Linked DNA regions of Homo sapiens: all the other regions are linked to region 2. Evidence: chromatin contacts called from ENCODE Hi-C data. All regions are on one chromosome and are shown on one strand. Each heading gives the region's core, a stretch centred on a gene start or an enhancer-like site at or near the end of the contact. The rest is flanking DNA. Distances are from core to core; before and after follow the strand shown.

Region 1 (4,548 bases), core at 481-2,980, 1.5 Mb after region 2:
AGTTTTAAAAATCATTCCAGTTTTACACGATTATATCTCTGAATGGACTGCACGGCTTTTGCTGCCTGCATGCTCTTTGCTGTTCAAGAATAAACCAAGTCTTCGCGTACATATACTACCTATACCATTTTTTACAAAAACAACGCTAAGAGTACAATGTCAGCTCAGAAGCTAGGCCGATTCAGCACGTGGAAAGAGGGCTTTATTTCTGCCCTTCTAGATAAAACAAATCCACGTAATTTACCAGAAACCACATAAGGCACCCATTCCACCTAACATCTTCGGCTATGAATGAATGAATGAAGCAAAGAAAAAACCTCTGAAGCAGCCAAACCCCGGCGTGGACATTTAGGGGTCTGACTTCAGAACTGAAGTCTGTTCATCTAGTTAGTTCCCTCTGGCTTGTTTCAGGATACCACTCTCTTGTTCCAACCCAACCACCCGTAGTCCATCTCCATTAACTCAGAATTTTCTGGGTTTGCGGTGACACTAAATGTCACAGTAACGAGGGTTACAGGAATTCGGAAAAGATAACGCTGCTTTCAAAGCCGAGGAGCCAGTAAAACACTACAAACGTCCCCTGCCGGCATGCTCCAGCACACAGCCCGACGCCCTGCTCTCCCGGCCGGCGCTCGGCCGCAGGACCGCGCTGTCCCGGCTCCTCTCGGCGCTCACCATCCTCCCGAATGCCCAGGGCCCGGCCGTCCGGAGCGGCGGCACGAGGACGCGGAACCGCAGAGCGGCTCACACGGTCCCCACAGCCAGATCACTCGGCCCCTGGAGCATGTTAAAAACACAGCCACAGAAGAGGGATTCTCCCTGAAGCGGGGAGTGGGGATGGAAAATGCAAGCGCAGGAGGCCACGTCCGGCTCGCGCGGGAGGGCCGGGGGCCGGGTTGGGCAGAGGGTAACGCTGGGGCCGCAAGGGAACGGCCGGGACTGGCCTCGCTCGGGGCGCAGGGGCGCACTGGCCCCTGGCTCGCACGGGCCCTGGGGCTTTACTTGGCACGGGAGCGGCCGCCCCTGCCCCCCAAAGGTAAAGGGCAAAGAAGGTGGCAGAAACACGGAACCCACGCCCCGCGGAGTGACAGGGGGAAAGGGACGAGGATTTGCAGCCGCTGGTATCAAAGGGCTGAAAAGAAACTTGGACTCCTCTCTCCTGCTGTACATGACGCGTTGGAAAAGCGGTCGCCTCTCTCTCCTCTCCTCCCCACCCCCTTTGTGTTTCCCAACACCCCCATCCCTAAACTTCCAACCGCAGGGGATGGGGCTCCCGGCGGCCGGACAAGACTCGAATTACGACGAGCAGAGAGAGGGGCGACGTCCACGAGAGGGGGCAGAGAAAGGCTGCGGGGGCCGCCCTTTCGGAGCCCGGCGTGCGCAGAGGGGCCGGGTGCACCCCTGCCCTGGGCACTCGGCGCGGAGGCCCGGGACGAGGGCGGGCGACGCGAGCGGAGGTCCGGGCGGAGGAGCGCAGGGGCGGCGCGGAGAGGGCAGGGGACAGGGGCGCAGGGTGGGGGGTGGGCGCAGGGGCCCGGCCGCGGCAGGGCGCTCCACTCACCTTCCTGCCGGCGCCGCCGCCCGCGCCCCCGGCCAGCGCAGAGCCGCCCCCCGAGTACATGTAGTAGGCGATGCCCAGCACCCACAGGAAGGCGAAGCAGAGCAGCATCCGCGAGCGCCGCCGCATTCTCCCAACTCGGCCGCCGGCGGGGCCGCCGCTGCTCGCGAGTGCTGCCTGGGCCGGCCGCGGGCGCGGTGGGGGCCGGGGGAGGAGCGGAGGAAGGGGAAGGGCGCGGCGGCGGCTCCTCCTCCCGCGCGGTGCTACTGCTCGGCGGCGGCGCGCACTCGGCGCCCGAGCTCCGCCCCGGGCCGGCGGCGCCGCGCGGCACCAGAGCAGGAAGCAGCGGCCTCGGAGGCGGCGAGGGGGGTCAGGGAGCAAAGGGCGACCAATCGGCGGCGGCTGCGGGGGCCGGGGCGCGGGCCGCGGGAGGGGACTGCCGCGTCTCCATGGCTGCAGCACGCCGGGCTCCGCCGTGAGGGCCTGGGCGCCGCCCCGCCCCCGGCCGCCCGCCCCTCAGCGTGCTCCCCCCGCCGGCCGCCCCCTCCCCCGTGAGTGACAGGTGGCTGCCCCGGGACCCGACTGGAGCGCGCGCACACGTGGGCAAAGAGCCTTGCTCACGCACACGGGGCCTCTCGATTACGGGGGCGGTAGTGGCCTCGGTGCTTCCTGCCCAGACTGTCACCTCTTCAGCCTTGGTCTTTGGGGCCACCTCAGACCCTTAACGGGCTTGCTCTTATTGGCCAACTGACCTGAGTTTTTGGTGCAAACCGCCCGCTTGAACCCGACTTTGCTGCTGCTTGCTGCAGTTTTCTCACTAATCTTGCAGCAAAACATTCCTGACCCGCTGGTATCGATTTTATTTATCTATATAGGCAGATGTGGAGGTTTTGAGTTGGTAGGAACTGAGAAGGTAATTTTCAAAAGAACATTTTTCTGTGGGTGACAGAGCTATCAATGGTAGAGTTGTTCTTTTCAATAAACACAAAATGAGGAAGAAGGAAAGCAATAATATATTGTTTAAAATCTTTTCTTTCTCATTCGTTGCGTTCTTTAAAAAGCACATTAAGCATCTTTAACGATACAAGAAAACGATCTGTCTTGTAACATAATCTATGTAACCTTGGTGATGCCCTTGCAACACGCAAAGCTTCCAGTGTTCCTAAGAAAGACAGAAATTTTACTTAGAACTTGATATATTAAATGTTTTCAGGAGCTTCTCGGTCAGAGGATAATGGCAGCTGCCTGATATAAGTCCGTACCCATATCCTCAACGAAACAAAAACAAGCCTTCAGCATTACTTAGAGAGAATGCCATGAACTGAACATTAAATTACTTAAGTAGAAGAAAGAAAAGATACCAAATTCCAACTGAGCTCCCTCCACTATTGCCAAGGACTTAAGTGAAGTACAGGGTTGTCACCTCTTTATAAATAGAAAGTCCAACACCAAGAACTAAAAACTGAACAGAGGTCAGGTGCCTTATTGATCAAGGGAAGAGATTTGAAAGAAAATGGGACAAGAGGTGAGAGGCTTGAAGGAGCCTTGTTTCTGGGAAAAAGTCAGATAAATACGAAAAGAAGATAATGTCCTTCAGAGGCCTGACAATGAAGGGAAAGAAGGAAGTCAGAAGGGAAAATTACAAATCCTGCAGAAATGAAAGAGAAGACAGCCAGTCCCCTCCCCAAACACCAACATTATCTATTAAAAACTGCATTTCAGTACACAGATAAAAGAAAACACTCTTGAACCGGGAACCCTGCCTCAAAATGCCTAGTAACAGAAAAACATCAAATCAACTGCATTTAAAGATTCTGCAAAAAGAAAACAGAAATCACATTTCTGATGATAAAAAATAAATCATAACATTTTCGCTGATGAAAACCCCCACAATAAAAACCATGAAGCATAAGAAAATTGTAATACCACATGTCAAACTGAACAAAGTGTCACGTATTTGTATACACATACACACACACACACATATCTAGGATAAGAAATTTCAAGAACTGAAGACAGACTAGACAAAAATTAGGAAGAAATGCAACAAGGGTTGAGCAAATTCAAGAAGGAAATTGAAAGTAATGACAAAAACTATCCCAGAAACAAAGAATAATTACAAGGTGTCCAAGGGAAAATATATTCAAATGAAAATATGTAAAAGGACACTGAAGAATGGCAAGAAAACAATCAAGAAATTGAAAATAATATAAAGATAGAAGTAAAAAGGTTCAGAGAGAAGAGGTTAAAATAAAAGCCAGGAAAGGAAGACCAAAATACATGTTAAGTGGAGTCCCTAAAGTACAAACATTAAACAATAAAACCTAATTAATATTAAAACTATAACCCCAGAAAATAATCCAGGAATAAGGGAAAATTTAAATGTACATGTCAAAAGTGACTTCCATGTACCTTGGGAAATGATCTGGAATTATCAACTCCTAAATATATTTTAGTAAAACGATTAGATTTTAAAGGCAAAAAAGATCAAATTGCTTATAGAGATAAAAATTTATGCTGGCATCAGACTTCTGAACAGCAACATGCAAAGCCAGGCAACAGTGGAGCAGCATTAACAAGGAACAAAAGTGCCAGGCAGGCTGGGCATAGTGGCTCATGCCTGTAATCCCAGCACTTTGGGAGGCCAGAGTGGGTGGATCACCTGAGGTCAGGAGTTCAAGACCAGCCTGGCCAAAGTGGTGAAACCCCATCACTAAAAAAAATATGAAACTTAGCCGGCAGGTGCCTGTAATCGCAGCTACTCGAGAGGCTGAGGTGGAAGAATCATTTGAACCCGGGAGGCAGAGGTTGCAGTGAGCTGAGATCATGCCATTGCACTCCAGCCTGGGTGACAGAGCGAGACTCCATGACACACACACAAAAAAGTACCAGGCAGTGATTTTTATACCCAGCCCTCAAGTGTCAAGGTTGTAGGCAAACAGATATGACCTGAATGCAAAAATTCAGAGAACGTGACTCACATGGGCCTT
Region 2 (4,855 bases), core at 411-2,910:
AAACACAATGTGACAAAAATGACAGTGTCTGATGTCTGAGATTAGGACATAGAGATTGTGGTTTCCTCCTTGCTCTCTTGCACTCTCTCTCTCTGAAGGAGGCCAGATGCCACACCAAAGGACATCCAAGCAGCACAAGAAGTTCATGTGGACAGGAACAGAGAGCTGGTTGCAGGCAAAAGGCCTAAACTATCAACAGCTGTAGATCCTTCAGCCCCAATCAAGGCTTCAGGTGATTGCAAATAGGAATCAACCAGCTAAGCCCTTCCCAGATTCCTTAATCACAGAAACGTAAGGTACAGGATAGTGGATAGACAGGGACAAAAGGAAGAGGATTTTGTTTTGTGTTTGTTTTGAATTGAGGAATAACTTGTCCAAGTTAATATGCTGAGAAAAGGGGACTGTGAAAATATGTGTATATAGATATGCGAGATTCACTAATAGATACAAGCTCCCACTCTGTGCTAAGTGTTACAGTTAAAACAAAGATACCGTCCCTGTCTTCAAGTCTAGTAGAGGAAACAAATACACACTAAATGAAAATATATTTTAGCATATAACAGATGAGTAAATATTATCAGGTACACAATTCTTGAGTATGTGACATGTCAAATATTAATTAATGTTTACTGTTTCTTGTGTTTAAGTCATGTTTACCTGATTACTAATATTTCTCTTAATGGGACATAAAAGTGAAGGCCTTTGTAATCCAGACTTTTAGGGTACATCTAGCGCCATCACAAAACCTCCAGCTAAAGTTTCACATTAAATTCTTAGGGACTGTTTTCTTGCGCATAACCATGGCTAAATAATTTTGTTCTCTCCCCTTCTTCAACTTACATTGCAGAGAACTTACATTTAAAGGCCAACATCACGGGTGAAGATGAATTAACATCCTTCCCTTCTCTTCTTTGGTTATGTGGGAAATTGTCATGCTTCCTTTTCCTGAACCCTCCTGATCCTTATATAGAGAAGAAAAAAAGAGAGGGATCTTCCATCACCAAGAGTTTGCAAAACACAACATAGACAAACCTACTCCTTGCTTTAAAACCAGATACCCACAGGGCCCTCGCCTTAGAGGCTTTCTCCGCAGACTGACAGAGACGCTGCCCAGGCCTTTCCAAGCAAATCATCCAAGTTTCCACCAACTGGTGCTATGATCTGGCATTACAGCAATTACTGAACTAGGATAAAATCACACCTCAAAAATTTAAGAAAAAAGGAGGTGTAAACAGGGCCGATCTGGCCGGGGAGAGAAACAGAGGGGCCGCCCCCGAGTCTACAAGGGACGAAGGCATCCTTCAAGGGTGAAAAGGGGAAAACTGCATAGAAAGACTGGAGAACCTCCCCCTCCGGATAAATAACGCCCCGTGTTGTTAAGGACGCCACCTTCTTTGTTGCTCATGTCGTCACAGCCTACGGTGAGACGAGCGGAGACTGAAGGACCTGGAGCAAGAGGAGTGCGCGAGGTACAGGCCGAGGGAACCTGGGAAAACAGCCTGCAGAAAAACGCTTTGCAGCCGGGCCGACTACAACGCAGTGGCCGGAAGTCTCCTCTCACGTACTTCCGGCCTGCGTCCGGAGGGGAGGGGAGGCCGTCGCCGCTGGCTCCGCCCACCGCGTGGTCCAAGGACCACCACCCGCCACCGCCGCGCGAGCGTACTATTGCGGCCGCCCTCTGCTGCGCCTGAAGAGAGAGGCGACTCTACAAGCCTCACAGCATGCACTGTTACTAAAAAGACGATGCGTCCTCCTGGACCTGAGATCTGTGTGATCGTGGGAAAGCGACGAAAAACGTACGTAATTTTTTTCTGAAGGCACCTTCGGGACACCTTACCCTTCCCTCAGGGGGGCCCAGCTTCGCGCGCGGTGCTGTGGGGGTTGTAGTTCCTCCGCCGGAGCGGGACCTCCGGTGCCCCGGGCCAGGGATGTGAGAAAGAAGCGAGCCCTCGAGTTTCCTCGGGGCATGTGGGAAGGTTTTTTTCAGGATCCAGGCAGAACCTTACAGAGCTGGGAGTTTTTTAACTTTCCATTCCTGGCAGTGACGCCAGGAGCTTTAAGTGATGGAAATATGCGAGTCAATCAGTGGATGGTGTTAGTACTGTTTTCTCTTATGAAGATCAAGCCTGCCCTTCGGGTCTACTTCCACCTTTTCCCCCTGCCCGTCTCCCACCGTCTCCCTCCTCTCCACTGGCTCTCAGAAGCCGGACAGCCTGTGTTCAACTTGCCTCCACGGAGTGGTTGTGTGACCTTGATGAAGCACGCAACTTCTCTGCCTCAGTTTCCTTATCTGTAACATAGGGATAGAATAGTACCCGCCTTGTAGGGTTATTTGAGGATGAAAGGAGTTAAGTCTCGTGAAAACGCTCTTTCACATATAACTGCTCAATTAAATATTAAATACCATACTCCTCTCCCACCAGGGCTCTCCCAAACAAAATGATAGACAGGTGAGTAATAGCAGCTGTGTTCCACTAAACTGTGGGCATTTCATTATGAGCAGGTGCTGCCACCATATCTAGACTTTGTGCCGCCCCTTAGCCCCAGTGCTTCTCAGCGCTGTGATCCGGTCCCATGTAAGCTTCCGTCAATGTTTGTTGAAGAATCATGTTCCTGGTGTCAGAATAGGTAACTAGATGGCAATTCAGCACCGTCTAGAGAGAAACTCAGGCCAAGGCTTCATAACTGGGGTGCCCTAGGCCTAGTACAGAAAACACAAGTACATTTTAAGCTTTCTCTAAATAACCTCTCTATTGTGGTCATGTGTTGAACACACAGTCTTTTCTCCTTGTTAATTTAGGAACAAAGGAACAGTAAATGGAGTAACTTGGCTAGAATATGGCAGTAACTACAAGGCATGTTCTGCTCTGGCACGAAGGTAACCACCACTCATACCTCTCCAGCCCTGTGAATACGTCAATTGACTAAGCAGATTCCTTGAGGATAAAGTAGGCTCCTGGGGACCTTGCTTGTTGGGCTACTTGCTTTGTGGATGTTAAACAGATAATTCTCATGAGTTTGAGTGACGTCTGATCTACCAGTATTCCCCCTACTCTGATTAGAAATGACTTGACCATGCCAAAAAGAATAAAAGACAGCTCTGATACAAATGTAGCCATTTTAATGTGACTCCCTCTAGATCCAAGGAAGCCAGTACTTACGAACATTTTCAGAGTCAATACTTACTGTACTGTACCATAGTCGAGGAAAAGGGTATTTTTCCTAACTCTCCTGGAGTAGCACATCCCAAGATCTCAACTTTCCAAAACCTGGATCAACTATATTTCTTTTCTTTCTCCAGCCACCACTCCCCTAGCCTGTTCAACTACAGCTATGTTACCTGAACTGCTTTCCACTCTTTCCCATAAATGTAATGATTAGAACACTAAGTTTCATAACCTGTAATGACTTCTGAAAGTATTTAAGGGAGGTGAATCCCAGGAGCACTTTCCCAGCACTTATTTGCATATGCATTTACCCCAGGCCTCCCCAGGTGTTCCAACTTGTAGCTACTCCTTTGTCAGGAAATAGATTTCAACTTCTGTAACAACCTGCATCCCTACCTGGTCTCCTTGTTTTATTGCTTCAGATGCAAACACATAGTTTTGGTACTTGGCAAAACAGTTTTTTGTTTGTTTTTTAAAGGAAGACAACCACCCCAAGTCAGGGAGAGGAAGGTAAAGATTTTTAGTAGGATCTTACCTCTGATGTTGTTTTTACTTGTTATTGTTGCTTTTTTTTTTTTTTTTTTTTGACACGGTTTCACTGTCACCCAGGCTGCAGTCCACGGCTCACTCACTACAGCCTCGACCTCCTCGGGCTCAAGTGATCCTCCCACCTCAGCCTCCCAGGTTGTTGGGACTACAGGCACATGCTACTATGCACGGCTAATTTTTTTTTTCTCTCCATTTTGTGGAGACGGGGTTTCGCCATGTTGCCCAGGCTGGTCTCAAACTCCTGGGCTCAAGTGATCCACCTGCCTAGGCCTCCCAAAGTGCTGGGATTACAGTGAGCCACTGTGCCTGGCCCCCTGTTGCATTCTAATTGCCTATATTTGACTCTGAATGAAGCACTAAGCCTTTCAATTGCATGGTGGTTATTCAGTTCATAAATCCTCTCATTGGTCACCATTAGATTAAGAGAAAAATCGCATATCAAAACTGGTTTGGGAGGCCAAGGCGCGCAGATCATTTGAGGTCAGGAGTTCGAGACCAGCCTGGCCAACATGGTGAAACAGTCTCTACTAAAAAATACAAAAATTATCTGGGTGTGGTGGCACGCACCTGTAATCCCCAGAGGCTAAGGCAGAAGAATCTCTTGAACCCAGGGCGGGAGTTTGCAGTAAGCCAAGATAGCGCCACTGACCTCCAGCCTGGGCCACAGAACAAGACTTCACCTCAAAACAAAAACAAAAACAAACAAAAAAAACTGGTTTTGGATATTGAAGGAAAATCATATAATCCAGTAAAGAGAAGATAATTAACAGATTATCTATTTCAGCATTTCCCTTATTTAGTTATTACATAAATAACTAAATCCTGGGGTAGAAGAGATCATGGGGAATTGTAAGAATCTGGAGTTTCTGTTTTTTAAAAGATAACCATAATATTTAAAAGATATCTGTGGGATCCAGAGTGGTATTGTGAAGTGTACACATTACCTTTATTGTGAATAAATTCAAAGATTTATTTTTCAAGCAATGCTAGGATGTAGTAGGAGAAAATGATGTTCCAGTTTTATAACACAAGAAAGAGAAGCTCATATTGAAGAAGTAAAGAGTGATGGGTAAAACCACAATGAGATATCACTTCAAATCCACTAGGATGACTAAATTTAAAAAGAAGACAGAAAATAA
Region 3 (4,497 bases), core at 1,251-3,750, 1.4 Mb before region 2:
GGGCAGCTGGAGCTTCAACCCCCTGGGGAATCCTAAGGGACAAGTCAGGGCAAGTGGCTCAGTTATCCTGTCTGAGGAGTGAGAAAGTAGGGAATTTATCAACTAACTTTCACCAATCACAGGTTGAAGGCTAATCCCAGGGCACAGGAATTCCCTGGCTCTTCTGGCCTGCTCTGTTTGCAGGCCAAGTGGGCTCCAGGGACCAGAGAAAGCCCTCCAAGATGAGTCATGGGTACAGACAGTTGGAAATCGGAAAAAATGCTAAGTGCCAGGGGCACTAAGAGGATATGCAACAAAAAGTGACCTCTTTGAGAGGAGACTTTACCTGATGGTCTGAACATATTGAGAAAACAGAAAGAAACTAGGCAAATAAAAACACCTGACAATAACTCCTAATGGGGAAAAAAGTTATGTGTAAAAGGAAAAAAAAAAAATTAGAGGGCATGGTGGTGCATGCCTGTAGTACTAGCTACTAGGGAGGCTGAGGTGGGAAGATGGTTTGAGCCTGGAAGGTGGAGGTTGCAGTGAGCCAAGATTGTGCCACTGCACTCCAACCTGGGCAACAGAGAGAGGCCCTGTCTCAATAAGAAGAGGGAAAAAAAAGATGGGTAAGGTGGCTCACACTTATAATCCCAGTATTTTGGGAGGCCCAGATGGGAGGATCACTTGAGGCTAGGAGTTGGAGATCAGCCTGGGCAACATAACAAGAGACAGGTCTCTACAAAAAAAAAAAAATACCCGGGTGTGGTGGCATGCGCTTGTAGATCCAGCTATTCAGGAGGTTGAAGTGGGAGGATCACTTAAGCCCAGGAGTTTGAGAATGCAGTGAGCTATAACTGTTTCACTGCACTCCAGCCTGGGTGACAAAGCAAGATCCTGTCTCTAAAATAAATAAATAAATGGAAAAGAAATCATAGATTACTATGTGGCTCTGTTGTGATTGTCTTTACATGGCCATAATACTGTAAACATTGACTAATGAAAATTACGCTGTAACTACATTAAGAAGAGAAGGAGAAAAGACAAAGGTGCGTGGGTTTGAGGACAGGTTTAAGAGAGCTACACTGTAGAATTATTTGAGTCTTTCAACTACGTGTAGGTAAGACTTTGATAAAGCAGAAACAAGAACCACCATCAATACAATCACGGTAACAGGACACCTCCATTAATAAAACACACAGTTGTCTTGGGGTCAGCCTGCTGAGTATCAAACTGCATTCCAAGTTTCAAATAAAGGATTGACAAACCAACTTTCAGAAAACAGTTCTTTGCAATACTTAGGAGTGACTTTAGATAGCAGGCATTTCTCAAACCACCCTCCTCCTCCTCACCCCCTGCTCCCCAACTCCCCCATCCAATGCCTGACAAAATCCCAAAGTCTGCAATATTAGCTGTAGCCTTTGCTACTTACAACTAAACATAATCATTAAAATAAAGTGAAAGAGAATTCTAGATCCAGGGTTACAGCCTTTGATATCTGAACCCACACTAAACTTCAAAATTAGATTTGCCTTGCAAAGGAGCTGAAGAAATCACTTTCTCCACTCTTAGCCCATCTATCTTTTTTTAGCCTATCTGATGCAGCCTACCTGTCCTTTTTAGTAATGCTTGATACATGGGTAGCGCCTTGGTTTAAAAGCACCTCCTCCTACACCTCTCATCTGACCTCAACGCTATCCTGCTTCTCAGATGAGAACTCCACAGGCCACAGGGTTGAGGGATCTGACAGACATCAGGAGGGGACAGCGACAGGAACAAGCAAGAGTGTCTGAGAAGGGCTCCTGTAGGTACCAAAGCTTCTCCACCTCTGGCCTCAGCTGTGGAGGGAATTCGTGGGGATGGAGATGGGGATGGGGGTGGGGGGATGAACTTAGATGGGAAAGAAAGGTTACAACTTCAGTTTCGCTGTCCTCCAACTAAAATTTACCATTTTTTTTTTGCACGATCAATGTAGCAAAGACCCACAGTAAGGAAATACCTGTGACTATCAACAGAAATTAGACATCTCCACTTCACATCGCGGTTGCCGCAGATCTCTTGAAATACCATTTGTGCAGACCACAACGTCAACACTACAGTAGGAGTTACCGCTGCCGCTGGCCCCTGCGGTTTCTGCCCTTCATCAAGAAGCCAGTCTAGGACCCCCTCACAAGTGTGTTCTAATCCTTTAGGCCCTGTGTCTTTTAAATCACGTTTTCCGGGAAGGAGTACAAACTCTTCAGACTACCAAGCCCGCCATTTAAATTGGGAACTTCAGAGGCCGGAGCCCTGGAGCCGGAGACCCTCCCCGACAGCACAAGGTCGCCCGCAGCCCGCGCGCCCCCACCCCCTCGACCTCTTGGAGGTGGGGATCCCCTCAGGGTTACCTGGGGGCCCCGTTAGGAACACGTGCCGGGCCATACTGGTGGGCGGGGGTAGGGGTTGCGGTCAGGGGAGCAGTCCAGGTTGGGGTCGCAATTCAGGTCAGGTCCGGACCAGGGTCGCGACTCAGGACCCGCCCACCGCGTGTCGCAGGCCCCGCCCCCAAGCGGTGCTTTGACCGGAAGCACCGCCCTCAAGACCACGCATGCGCCTTCTCCCGAGTCCCCGGTCCGCGCCTGCGCATTCAGCCCTCGGCATTGGCGCCTGTGCCGCGGCAGTTCCTATAGGCGGAGCGGGTTGTACGGTCTCTTAAGTTTCATTCTGGGTTCAGGGCTTTTGTGGGGTATTTGCAGAGATAAGTGCGTGAGAACGTCAGTTATTAAACTATTGCTGCTTCAAGTCAGCGCCATCACCCAAGTTCTGCCCCTTGACTCCGGACCTAGGAGCTGAAATTGCCCAAGGCTGCCGGGACAGCCCTTTTGTAGAAGGTTTGTGACCTGGAAGCATTCCTCAAAGGGGGATGCCATGTTAATGACTCCAACTTTGTTCTCAAACATTCCTGCAGAATAGAATCAGCTGGGGAGTTTTAAACTTGCTCTGATGCCTGGGTTTCACCTGCAGTAATAGGGAGTGTCAGAAGACAAAATTACAAGTTTAGTTTAAAGATCTAATTGGCTTATATTTAGGATCTAGAATCGAGAAATAGATCATTTCATAAAGCAAATAGAGTGTTCCAATGAGTTGTGCAGAGGAGGTTGGCTTTATGGGCAAAAAAAGGCTGAAGAACAAAACAAAGAGTGGGTATTTCAAAGTTACTTTCCTTATAGGGTTAAAACAGATTGGACTTCGTTATTGTACTGACTCAGGTTAACTACAATCTCCTGTTTTTTGGGAAAACGGGCCTGTTTCAAAGTTCAGTTTGGTTACATGGCACTTGGCACAAGTGACTCCATTCTGGTTTGGTCTAGTCTGCTAGGACCTAGTGCAGGAGGTTAGTCCAAAACAATGGCCTCCCATAAATCTTGTTTAACATGAGTAATTGGTCTTGAGCGAGTCTTGAGCACCTGTATTCTTTTTTCTTCTTTCTAAACTCCAGGAAGTTCCTGAAGTGCGCTAGGGTTGAGAACCACTGGTGTAGGCAGGCTTCCCGTCCTCAGCCATGCATAGGACGCCCAGTTTTCCCTCTTTACTTTCACACCAAAGTGTATAAAGATCTCCTCTTGCAAAGAATTAAATAGCTTCTCCGTCTCACTTTACCACTGCAAGTGTTCCGGCCAACGAATGACGTGGCAGTGGCCTTGGGCCACATTTACCTGTAAACTCTTTCAGTCTAACATGTGTACAGCTTAATTTGTAGTCAGTCGTTCCCCATCCTGGCTGAGAAAGCAGTTCAGTGAGTGCTCAACTTAATTGGTTTCTGCCCACACATGGACCTCTTGGTTTCCCTTTAGCCTGAGACATATGCCAGTCCAATGATTATCTAAAAAAACAAAGTTGGATTTGTAAAATATAGCTGTCATCACCATCATTTCTGCAACATTTGTAATGCTCTATTATTATAACAGTATACTATTTATTATCCCAACTGTTAATGTAGGGCCTTCCACCTTGATTTATTTTGCAGTCCATATATGTTGAATACAGTGAAAAGTTGATATAGTAAAGTAAATTCATAGGAGGAGCTTCCAAAAAAAAGGAAAAAAGTATATGTATCTCTTGTATCAAAAGTACTCGTTTTAAATGTTAATCAGATAGCATTTTCCATCACTGAAAAGCAGTTTGGATTTGCAAGGCTCACCGGAAGTTGGGTTCTTTTGTTTTGTTGCTGTGCCTGGAATTCTGGCATCAGTTTAAGTAGCTCAAAGATACATGGAATTCAGATATGGTGAATCAACGTCTCACAAAACAGAAAAAAAGACTCCATAGTTGAATGTACTTTATCCATGGAAAATGAATTATTTGGATGGTAGTTCCACGGATATCTTCTTGTTAGAAAATTCATTGATTTGATGCTTAATTTCTACAGTTTCCTGTATGTGTTATTAGGTAACAATAACAAAAAATTAAATAGCTTATATCTCTTAGAGATTAACAACAAAAGAAGATGGCATAAATTGAAACAAATTTTAAAATAAA

Evidence for each region. A loop is a pair of places that touch in the nucleus more often than their neighbours do. Pooled maps may share reads with other maps.
Region 1: a loop to region 2 is called in a map of CD8-positive, alpha-beta T cell, with 9 times the contacts of the local background. The contact joins the promoter of GALNT2 here to the promoter of TSNAX-DT in region 2. A Hi-C loop is called at or near these places in 1 of 168 maps with a recorded cell type or tissue (CD8-positive, alpha-beta T cell), 1 of 37 single-sample maps with no recorded cell type and 9 of 50 pooled maps.
Region 3: a loop to region 2 is called in a map of CD8-positive, alpha-beta T cell, with 17 times the contacts of the local background. The contact joins the promoter of NTPCR here to the promoter of TSNAX-DT in region 2. A Hi-C loop is called at or near these places in 1 of 168 maps with a recorded cell type or tissue (CD8-positive, alpha-beta T cell), 2 of 37 single-sample maps with no recorded cell type and 9 of 50 pooled maps.

Annotation. Positions count from the first base shown.
Region 1 is chr1:230,064,420-230,068,967 of GRCh38, reverse strand. It overlaps GALNT2 (polypeptide N-acetylgalactosaminyltransferase 2), which reads right to left and starts at 1,730. Exons shown (of 16, transcript NM_004481.5): 1 at 1,562-1,730. The coding sequence starts at 1,687. RefSeq lists silencers at 915-974, 1,415-2,224 and an enhancer at 2,355-2,514.
Region 2 is chr1:231,525,361-231,530,215 of GRCh38, reverse strand. TSNAX-DT (TSNAX divergent transcript) reads left to right here and starts at 1,660. Exons shown (of 3, transcript NR_173106.1): 1 at 1,660-1,796; 2 at 2,801-2,878. TSNAX (translin associated factor X) reads right to left here and starts at 1,547. Exons shown (of 6, transcript NM_005999.3): 1 at 1,390-1,547; 2 at 857-961. The coding sequence starts at 1,405. TSNAX-DISC1 (TSNAX-DISC1 readthrough (NMD candidate)) reads right to left here and starts at 1,563. Exons shown (of 16, transcript NR_028393.1): 1 at 1,390-1,563; 2 at 857-961. RefSeq lists enhancers at 791-1,990, 1,459-2,280 and a silencer at 3,959-4,253.
Region 3 is chr1:232,948,614-232,953,110 of GRCh38, reverse strand. NTPCR (nucleoside-triphosphatase, cancer-related) reads right to left here and starts at 2,500. Exons shown (of 5, transcript NM_032324.3): 1 at 2,367-2,500. The coding sequence starts at 2,400. It overlaps LOC107985361 (a long non-coding RNA gene), which reads left to right and starts at 1,562. Exons shown (of 2, transcript XR_001738525.2): 1 at 1,562-1,783; 2 at 1,955-4,497. RefSeq lists enhancers at 1-121, 57-556, 1,685-2,224, 2,225-2,766, 2,679-2,778.